2 separate regions of the Homo sapiens genome follow, and region 2 is linked to region 1. Evidence: chromatin loops called from intact Hi-C (ENCODE). Cell type or tissue: PC-9. All regions are shown on one strand. Each heading gives the region's core, and the rest is flanking DNA. Links, peaks and the distances in the headings are about the cores only. Region 1 overlaps ELF2 (E74 like ETS transcription factor 2). Region 2 overlaps NAA15 (N-alpha-acetyltransferase 15, NatA auxiliary subunit).

Evidence for each region. Peaks named below come from ENCODE experiments on the same cell type or tissue, not always from the same donor. Only the 100,000 strongest peaks of a DNase experiment are listed, where the experiment ranks them.
Region 2: it touches region 1 in a loop (2.0-fold over the local background); 3 of 110 quality-filtered maps call a loop at or near these places.

What each region holds. Positions count from the first base shown.
Region 1 is chr4:139,082,105-139,087,489 of GRCh38, reverse strand. The region is part of intron 4 of ELF2 (E74 like ETS transcription factor 2); the gene reads left to right. Among named protein-coding and RNA genes, the nearest start is that of NOCT, 69 kb to the right of the region's middle. RefSeq lists a silencer at 2,928-3,057 and an enhancer at 3,288-3,677. In PC-9, for the core only: a CTCF peak has its summit at 2,214; DNase peaks (open chromatin) are centred at 3,039, 3,559 and 4,439; H3K4me3 peaks cover 3,381 bases; H3K27ac peaks cover 2,428 bases.
Region 2 is chr4:139,351,858-139,357,242 of GRCh38, reverse strand. It overlaps NAA15 (N-alpha-acetyltransferase 15, NatA auxiliary subunit), which reads right to left. Exons shown (of 20, transcript NM_057175.5): 10 at 3,145-3,217. Among named protein-coding and RNA genes, the nearest start is that of NDUFC1, 52 kb to the right of the region's middle. In PC-9, for the core only: no CTCF peak of the experiment used is centred there; no DNase peak of the experiment used is centred there.

The DNA of each region.
Region 1 (5,385 bases), core at 212-5,211:
TGTCTCAAAACAAAAACAAAAACAAAAACAAAAAAACGTGTTTGTCTAACACCCATTAGAAGAGACTAGCTGCAGGGCTGGGCACAGCAGATCATGCCTGTAATCCCAACACTTTGGGATGCCAAGGACGGAGGATTGCTTGAGGCAAGGAGTTGATGACCAGCCTTGATAACATAGCGAGACCCTGTTTCTATAAATGAATGAATTACTGAATTAATTAATGACTAGCTGCAATACTTAGCTGACAGTCTTCTAAGAGTAGCTGCTAATAATTGGACAGAATGGTTTGTCTAGTATAAATCATAAAGTGAAGAATCAACAAGTCTCAAGGAGAGCCTGGCCCAGGGATAAGTTAAAATGCAAAAAACATGAACCTAAGTCAGATCACACCTAAGCTAAGTATGTATCAAAAACAGTAAATACTGGACCCTTGTCAGAAGATTTTCATGGTTCATGCCTCAAAATGAATGCTATTGTACATATGACAGAAGGACTTACAATAAAATTACTTTTAGGAGTTATGATCCTCCTAACTCCTAAAAGGAATCTAAAATTAGCCATAGTCCTTTTCCTCTGAAAAAATAAACATTTCATTAACAAAAATTTGCCTCTTTGAACCCCTATTAAAAATTTATGCCTTATGAAGGCTTTTATAATTATAAATAATTTAACATCCTTGGGTGGTAATTATACCCACTGTATATACACCCTATTATTTAATTTCATATATAAGCAGTCTTGTGTATCATATTGTCTCTAAGACTTTCACCCTTGGTGGGTGGGGAGTTCTATATGAATTGAGAAGGGTTAATTTCTTCCTTTTGTTATATAATTTAGTGCTACCAGCTTAATAAGCACCTATAACAGAAACTTGCTTAAAGTAAGTACTGGATAATAATTTGTTGAATAAGTGAATTAGTTTATGACGGTTCGAAGATCTTCATTTTAATAATATTTTATAAAACCTGACTATTAAATAAATCAGTAACATAAAAAGCTCAAATAGACATTTAAGCAGTAGTATAAAATATATGAAATAATTCATCTTTTTTCTTTGTACATCTGTAGACTGCACTTCTGTAACTATTGTCTATTTTCTGATGTTGACAGACCAAGCTTTACTTGGTGCTCCTAAACTATATGATTCCAGCTTGTTGTGCTTCACAGACATATTTTTCTTACGGTTTTCTTGACCCTGTTTTTTCCCTAAACATGCTCAAGGTACCAACTTTGAATTTCATTGTTTAGTTGTATGAGAAAAACTTGACAGCTTGGCCTCTTCCTATTCTCTCATTCACTTCTCAAAACTTTTTTCTTCCATTTTTCTCTTTTAACTTCCCATTGCTTTACCTTTGACATTAAAAAAAATCAACCATTTTGCAGTTTATCATACTATAAATATAATAGTAGTAAAATGGATTTAACTTTTTTTATAACTTCTAAATTTTATAGAAGACTGTTTTGTAAGAGTTTTGACCTTGAAGTAACAAGACACTTTGTAACCTTTGTTAAGTAACTTCTTGGGGCCTCAGTTTCCCAATGTGTAAAGTGAAGGAGTGGACTAACTGTGGTTCTCTAATAACTAGCTGGAGTGCAGTGGTGCGATCACAGCTCACTGCAACCCGAAACTCCTGGGCTCAAGAAAATGGCCTGCCTTAGACTTGAGTCGCTAGGTGCACAGGCCCACCACAATGCCCAGCTAAGGATGATGCTTACTTTAAATTGATTGGCAATAAAATATAAAAGCTACCATGTCCCATACATGGCAGGTTTACCTAATTCAAGAAAGAGATCCTTATTTAAAGAGGAGTTGTACTTTGGAAATAGCATGTAGGTTCTTTTTTTGGGAGAGTGAGGATCATGGTGATAGGGGTAGGGTAAAAGGACCAAGAGAATAAATGAATATTAGGAGAAATGAGAAAAAATAGTCATGGGCTATGTAAATCCATTCTGATGCTGCACTCATGTTGGGCAAGCTTTTATAAGATGATATCGCATTAATATTACCACTGAAAACATTTTTTTCTCTACACAGTTCAGTCAATTCGGATCATAAAAATTGTCACCTTGTTATTTTAAATTTGTAATGCCAGATCTTTTTGTTTATTCAGCAAATACTTATTGAGCACTTACTCTGTAGGAGGCACTGTTCCTTTATGTAAGTTTTGTGTGCAGACAACTTTAGCATAACCCTTTGTTTCAAACAATTTATGTATTATTAAATTCTGAAACCAGGGAAGCATTTTAATGAAGCGTTATTCGTCATTATATTGGTTTGATTTCCTGTGTTCAGTAAATTTATAGTCATTAAATTGGCGATTTATCTCCCTTGTCCATTGTATTTTAATATGTATTTGTAATTAGGTTAGTTTTCAGCAAGAATTACTTTTTTTTGAAGTAAATGACAATATAAATTTGTTTCCAAGTGAGCCAAACAGAAATGAAAGGGTACATGAATTTCATGATTAGCATATTGGGGGAGTCTCATCTCCAGAGGTTGGTGTGTTCTGTTTACTAAATACCCGTTTAATGTGCTCTTTGACACTTCTGTTAAGGGAAAAGGACGAAGTTGGTCTCAGAAAGTAGTTGGAAACTCCTTATTTTCCAAGTAATGCTTTCAGAATATGTTCTAGGTATGACTTTGTTGGTGTTCCTGTCTTAAAAGTGCAGATGTTTCAAGTGAACTGGTTACATGTTGCATAAGGTTTGAAAAAGCCAAAAGAAGTTAAATAGCCACCTTTATTTACAGCTGCAGGACTAGGTATTAGATTGCTTCCAGGAAGAAAATATGATTAATGGCTCTTTTCCAGAGGGGGGACAATTGCAGACTTTTCTTCCGCAGAGCGTGAAATGTGCCTCTTCCTGCCGAGGGGCTGTGTCCTCGCGCGGCTCCCGGAGCCGTTTCCCAGCCTCAGGTGTCTCTCGCCGCAGGCTGCGGCCGCTCTCTGGAGCAAGCGTCCGGGACTTCCTGTTTGGGCGCGGGGCGGAAGGATCGCGTTGCCAGCTGCGGCGGCCGCCACAGCCACAGCCGCCGCCGCCGCCGCCGCCGCCCCTGCCCCTGCCGCCCCTGCCCCTGCCGTTAGGTGGTGGGGTTTCTCAGCCCGGCGGCGGGAGGCGGGCCGGCCTCGGCTTCCTGTCGGAGGACGCGCAAGGATCCGGGCGTCGGAGTGTGTGCGAGTGCGTGAGTGTGTGTCGGTCGCACGGCGTGTGTCTCCGGCCGCGGGTTCCGCCTCCTCCCCTGCCGCCGCTGCTCACGGTGTAAGTCAATGTGAAGCAGCAGCTCCAGCCCCGGGATAAACATGGCGACGTCTCTGCATGAGGGACCCACGAACCAGCTGGATCTGCTCATCCGGGCCGGTAAGGACAGGGGAACTTTTCTCCCGTGCATCGGTGCAGCAGGAGAGGGGGTGCACAGAAGGCGGGGTGACTCCCCTGTAGCAGTCTGTGCTGGGGGTACAGTGTCCACCTCACAGTCACTGGGGCGGCTGGGGGAAAGGGGGGAGTGAATGAAGTAATGGAGGCGACGAATCAGGAAGTGATCACCTTGGAGAGTAACCTGCCTCGAATCCGGCGCTGTCGCTTCAGGGTGGGTTCGGCGAGCAGCAGCAGCAGCTGCCGGGCTGAGCGCTGGCAGCGGGTGCTGGAGAACGGAGCCGCGGTTAAGTTGGGCACTCGGGGGCGGACGAGTTGTGCGCTTCACCCCAGTTGCTGAGGAACCAGGAAGTGAGTGAGGCTGTTGTCTCTCGGCTGCGCCTGCCACGCTGTCTGGCCGGAGAGGCCGCTGCTGCCCGCGTTCGGGGGCGGCGGGCTTCTCCGGCGAACGCTCGCCACCCCCGCTCGGTTCTCCCTTCAGACTTCGTCCACAATTCCATGACTTCCGCATGGACCAGGCAGCCAGGGGCGATGTCCGGTGGACCGATACCCGCCAAAAAAAAATGCTCTGACCCTCCCTCCTCCGCACATTCCCACCTTATGCAGTCTCAGGAGTAACGGTCCTGGACAGGGTCACTTAATAATGTTGAGTAACCGGGATGATGTTTCAGGGGCCCGCCTCCCTTTGCTCATTTAACGGGTGGCTGCGAAGAAACTAGGTTTATGCCCCTTCCCTCGTGGGTTGTTTTTTTAGGGGGAGAATGGGAAGAACACGGAATATATTTGTACCCCTGACCTGGAGGGTTGCGGCGTCAGAGAAGAACATTTATTTTTGTAAACAGTGGGTGAATGTTAAGGAGCGAGGCGGGAGGGAGGGAGTCTTGGCCCTAGGGAAGTCTCAGCACGGAATTGCCCCCTTCCCCTCTACCCCCCCCCAAACCTCCCACCACAGCGGAAGCGCCTCGGAAAGGACAGAACGGACGGGATTGACAGGCCTCTGGTTCCAATCTGCTCTCTGAGGTGTTCCAAATTAGAACGTTGATTTCTGGGGGCGGGACTACGGGCCCGCGCTGGGCCAATGAAGATTGGGCGGGAGTGAAGCTGACAATGTACGCATGGAATTGGAGGGAAGAGGAGTGTAAACACGGAAGTGGCCGCAGGGGTGGGGGATGTGCGGCGCCACTGCTGCAGCGGAAGGGCACGGACTTAAGTTACATAGAAAAAGCAGCTTTGCTTAATAGCAGACAGCGCAGTGAGGGCCCTGGATCGATGTAGCACTGCTTGAATACTGTTTACTTACTGTAATAGTAAGCATACATGTTCCTCTTCCCGGTTCCTATTTCATATTGCCATGGATGGGAAGTGGACGATGAGAAATACTCAGGGAACAGTAATTCTGTAAAAGATCTTAACAGTCTTCCATCCATTGTTTTTAGGTAAGGGACTTGAAATTAGTAGTTTGCTTGGCAAAACTCTGTGACTCAGTTCGATGGGGGAAATCATGAACACATGTATCAAAATTTAACGGAAGCGCTCTAGGTTCAAAGTCTGAAATAATATGTATGTATTGAGTACAACACAGTGGTGACCAGTCTTTTATTCTATAAAATGTAAAAATATGTGTTTCAGAGGTTCCAAAGGAAAATGCAGTTTACTGAGTAGTGATTAAAACACATCTGTTTGACAGTTGCTTTCTGGTCAGAACAAGAACTTAAGTTTAGTAAGAGAGCACAATGAGAACTTGATTCCTTTGTATATATTGTCCATTACTACAATATGAATTAAGGGATGGAATTTTTGGCTTTATATTATTGGTACTAACGATACGTGAAGTTGTTGGGTCAATGATATTTCTGTGAATATTGAATATGTACAGTTCAAGAGATGTTGTTTCCAGTGGCTGCGAACACACGGAAAGAACCTTAGAATGCCTTTGCATCAAAACTTTGAAAAATACTGTAAAGGTAGGAGGGCTTCACTTTGCCATTGGAAACTATTTTTTCGTAAGCTTTT
Region 2 (5,385 bases), core at 281-5,280, 270 kb before region 1:
TTATAAGATCTTTGGAAAGGTCCATATTTTCTTTTCTGCATCCTTATAACCCCTAGCACAATCCCTTTCATATAATAACTTTATGAAACAAACATGGGAGATAAATAAGGTCTAACTACCTAGAAAGAAAACTGAAACAGGTAGGGGGGAGACAAGCTGTACTAGAACTATGAGAGCATACTGATCAGGATGTTATTTATAAAGGGGGAAGAAATTAAAAATGTTCTCTATTCATGTGAGGTTAAAAAAAAAAAAAGCCCTGGCTGCTTAATTGAGTTTCTAGCTAATGCACCAAACTGTTATAAAATATACTTGTAATGTGGTTATTTTGAATTTGGTGATTATATTCTTAATATATTTTAATATGCTGAATATGCAAAGATGCATAATTTAAGTCAAATAAAAACTATACCCCAAAAATGAGATGACAAGTAAAAAAATTTTTATATTTTAGTTCATGATTTAATTTTAATATACTGACAAGAAAATGTGTAAGTTAAATATACAACCCACACGTTAAAAAATTCTTTTTTAATACAAATTTCTAAAATCTGAGAACTGATACGTGCTTTCAAAGAAAGCAACAGATTGCTTTTTAAAAAATTTTTCCTAGTAAAAGCAGGATGGCTCAGTGGACAAATAATAGGAGTGGAACTCACCAACTCCCCATCTGACAGATCTGCAACAAAAGTGCTGCATATTCTTGGGCAAGTCATTGAACCTCTTCCACATTTGTAAAATATGTAGGAAAATGCTGATAATCAAAGGAACATTATGATGATTAACCAATGAAATCATGGAAAAAAGTACTATTAAATTAATCTGAGACCTAGAAACAATGACCAACCCAATAGCAATATGCACCCAGGGTCCCATACCGGGCTTTCCCACTACAGGAACCAGAACTCCTAGGAAAAACAATTGATTCCAGATCTGCAGTGGCAGCAATAAACTGGAATATCTTGTCTTATTAACACCCAAGAAGTTATCAACTACTACTATGGTATGTAAAGAATGGGACCATTTGAGATTTGTAATGTGGTTATTTTGAATTTGGTGATTATATTCTTAATATATTTTAATATGCTGAATATGCAACATCAAATATTTGATATAAAACATCAAATATGCTTAAATCCATGAATTCATAATACTTTTTAAAAACGTATTTGCTGTCTTTGAAGGATGCTATTGAACCAACAATTCATTATTTTGAAAACTGGTAAAGAAATTTTAAAAAGGAGGGAGTGGGGAGAAAAAATCCATTTATCATGCTTTTCCTATGTAAACTGAAACATTGTGTAAACAGGTAATAGAGGAAGAAAATTTTCTCTTTTAAAATAATAAAGAATAATAGAGTATCACCAGTTGGTAATTCTTAACAGTTGCTAACATATAAAACTAACACGTATGCCTACTAATAGAAGAATATGCCACCACCTGTAAGAATCTCACTCACTCCTCTGTTTAAAAAACAAAAGCAAAACCATCAAAACAATATTGAATCTCATCAAATCTCTAGTTGGACCTGTCCATTAGAAGATTCTGTCATGACAGAAGTGTCCTGTATTTTCCCTTTCCAACATGGTAGGCATTAGCTATATATAGCTATTGAGCAGCACTTAAAATGTGGCTACTGCAACCAAGGAATGGAATTTATTTTATTTAATTTTTTAAAATTTTAATTAGCCACTGTGCTACTGGCTATCATACTAGCAACAAACTTCTACACTGAACTACCAGTTTATAGGAAATTCAGAGAGCAAGGAATAATGTGTTAAGCAACACATGGGGTACAGTCAGCAAACTCTAGACTGGGAAAACTGAAAAAAAAAATAAAAAAATTTCTTCAACAAATAAATTGCAGGAAAAGGGATAGGACAGAAACCCAAAAGATAAAAAGAGTTTAAGAGACACATCAACCAAATTCAAAGTACACATCTTATCTGAATCTTCATTCCAACAAACTTCAAAAAAGGAAAGGCAAAAAAAAAATGGCATTTATAACATAACTGGAAATGTGAACATGGACTGAATAGTTATTATTAAGAAAGTATTAATTTTTGTCAGGCGTGGTGGCTCATGCCTATAATCCCAGGACTTTGGGAGGCCGAAGCAGGCGGATCACTTGAGGTCAGGAGTTCGAGACCAGCCTGGCCTGGCCAATATGGTGAGACCCCGTCTCTACCAAAAATACAAAAATTAGCCAGGCGTGGTGGCAGGCACCTGTCCCAGCTACTCGGGAGGCTGAGGCAGGAGAATCACTTGCACCTGGGAGGTGGAGGTTACAGTGAACTGAGATCATGCCACTGTACACCAGCCTGGATGACAGAGCAAGACTCCATCTCAAAAAATATATATATTAATTTTCAGGTATGAGAATGGTATTAGGTTATGTTTTAGGTTAAGTCCTTCTCTTTAGACATACTGAAATATCCATGGATAAAATGATGTGATGTTTGGATCTGCTTCAGAACAATATGGGAGTAGAGAAAAGTAGGAGAAGCTATAAATAAATTCAATTATGAATTAAAAATTATTGAAGCTGAGTGCTGGGTAAAGAGAGGATTATTATACTGTTGCATTTAGTTTTGTAGATGTTTTTAAAATTTTACATAACATTCTTTTCAATAAACTAATGCGAGGTGGGACACAGTGGCCCATGCCTATAATCTCAACACTTTAAGAGGCCAATGCAAGAGGATCACTTGAGCCCAGGAGTTTGAGACCAGCCTGGGCAACAAAGTGAGACCCTAAGTCTACAAAAAATCTAAAAATTAGCCTGGCATGATGGTGCATGTCTGTGGTCCCAGCTACACAGAGGACAGAGGCAGGAGGATCACTTGAGCCCAGGAGGTCGAAGCTGCAGTGAGCTGTGTTCACACCACTGCACTCCAGCCTGGGGAACAGAGCAAGATCATGTCTCAAAAAAAACCCAAAACACAAAAAACAAAGATAATGTAATTCTCTTCTAACCAAATATCATCACACAATGTGCAAATTAATGGATCTCCCTCTCAAAGAGAAAAAAATTTAATGCACTGTGCTTACTGCCTAAGTAATAATACTGACCTTCTGATTAAGAATTTCACAATGTATTAAAATTTTCAAGATGTTTTTAAAACATAAAACTTGAGGACTTACCATTGGGGTTAAATAACCGGCAGCTTTTTAGAGAGGTTTCATAACCTACTACTAACTCTTCTATGATTGCCACCTAGAGTACAAACACACAAACACACTTTAATAGAAAAAACACACATTTACTATTCTTATGCAAAATGTGTTATTTTCTACTAAAACACTAAATAAACACTCCAACACACACACCCTCCTTTATTAAAAATATCTTAACCTCTAGATACAAATTTTAAAATACATCATACTTTTGCACAGGTGTACATTAAGATGTAATTTTATAAAAACTTATTGGTTACTCCTTTTCAGCTGAACCAGAAATCAGGAAGAGTTGGACAAAGACAGGCAATATTGTGGATGATTTATATCTTGATTCTTTTAACAAAGTTTGTATAAATGAACACCCACAGTAAACATTTGCATTTAAGAATTAAATGCTATGTGAAAAGAGAAATTCTCTAAGTAGATGACAGTATTCAACTTTCAATTTCACAATCCAGGGTAAAACATTAGTAAAACTCAAAGAATACTCTGAGAGTTTGTTAGGTCCAGGAGAATGAGTGGCCATCCAGGTTCTGGTTTCTCTTGAGTCTTGACTATACTACTCGCTCCTGGCTTCCTGAGAGATCTCTGAGCATTTTTTATTTACTACTTCTGTTCTTTGTTTAATCCATGTTTAAGGGATTTCTATTACTATTATGGCTTTATTGAATGACCTCAACCTAACTGACTCAACAGACTAATATCAGCTCTTTCCAAAACCTCAATAAATTGTGAGGACTAAAGATTGCAGCTAGGTTATTCTGGTGCACCCATGTTCCCTCCTACAAGCTGAGCTACAAGCCTACTAAGACTGTTTTGTTTTCTCAAACATCTTTGAATCAGTTGCATTTATTATTCTAATGGCAGAATTCAGTATTGTGTAAACTTAAGATGTGAGAATGAAAATGACTGTTCCATAAGTTGAATACCAAGGAAAGACTAAAAAGATAAATTAGGTATTTTTAACCAGTTTAGATCTAAATCAAAATATCTTAAGTAGAAGAAAATCATAAAAATATAGGATTCTATACATAAGACCACTTCATAAACATCAAAGTCTGACTCTTTCAAAACTGGAAACAAAAGATCCTACTTGGCCAGGCATGGTGGCTCACATCTGTAATCCCAGCACTTTGGGAGGCCAAGATGGGTGGATTGCCTGAGGTCAGGAGTTCAAGACCAGCCTGGCCAACATGGTCAAACCCCATCTCCACTGAAAATACAAAAATTAGCCTGGTATGGTGGCACGTGCCTGTAATCGCAGCTACTTGGGAGGCTGAGGCAGGAGAATCGCTTGAACCCGGGAGGCAGAGGTTGCAGTGAGCTGAGATCACGCCATTGCACTCCAGCCTGGGCGACAAGAGTGAAACTCCGTCTCAAAAAAAAAAAAAAAAAAAAAAGATATTTTATGGATGTGATTTATGCAAGAAAAAACAAGTGAAACAGCAATCAAAAAAGCCCATACGTTGGGTCTCCAACAAAAGACCGGCAAATAAATGCACATTATGTAATTCTGGTTAAAGTGTTTCATATGTCTCATTTGCTCCATCTTTGACTCTTCAATGTAACTGATTTTTTAGAATCCAAACAATATGCCTTGATGACACTGTACTTATAACCAAAATAATCTAAAAATTAAAATTAAAATACCCTTGGCCAGGCACGGTGGCTCACGCTTGTAATCCCAGCACTTTGGGAGGCCGAGGTGGGCGGATCATTTGAGGTCAGGAGTTCAAGACCAGCCTGGCCAACACGGTGAAACCCTGTCTCTATTAAAAATACAAAAATTAGCCAGGCATGGTAGTACGCGCCTGTAATCCCAGCTAGTTGGGAGGCTGAGGCACAAGAATTGCTTGAACCCAGGAGGCAGAGGTTGCAGTGAGCTGAGGTCATGCCACTACACTCCAGCTTGGGTGACAGAGCAAGACTCAGTCTCAAAAGAAAAAAAAATAATTAAAATAACCTCTAAAGAAGCATTCTGAATATTATTAACATGTAGCTGAAAGAGTAAGCTGACTTATTAGAACATCAAAAAAACTCTTCTGACAGAACTTTTTGTCTACCAAATTTAAAAAGGAGAAAGAAGACTAAGCTAAAACTTAAGTTAAAAAAAAAACAAAAAACAAGCACACTCTGGCTTCTGACCATGAACAAGATGAAAGAAAATGGTGAAGAAATTATTACCTTATCAACTTTTTATAACCT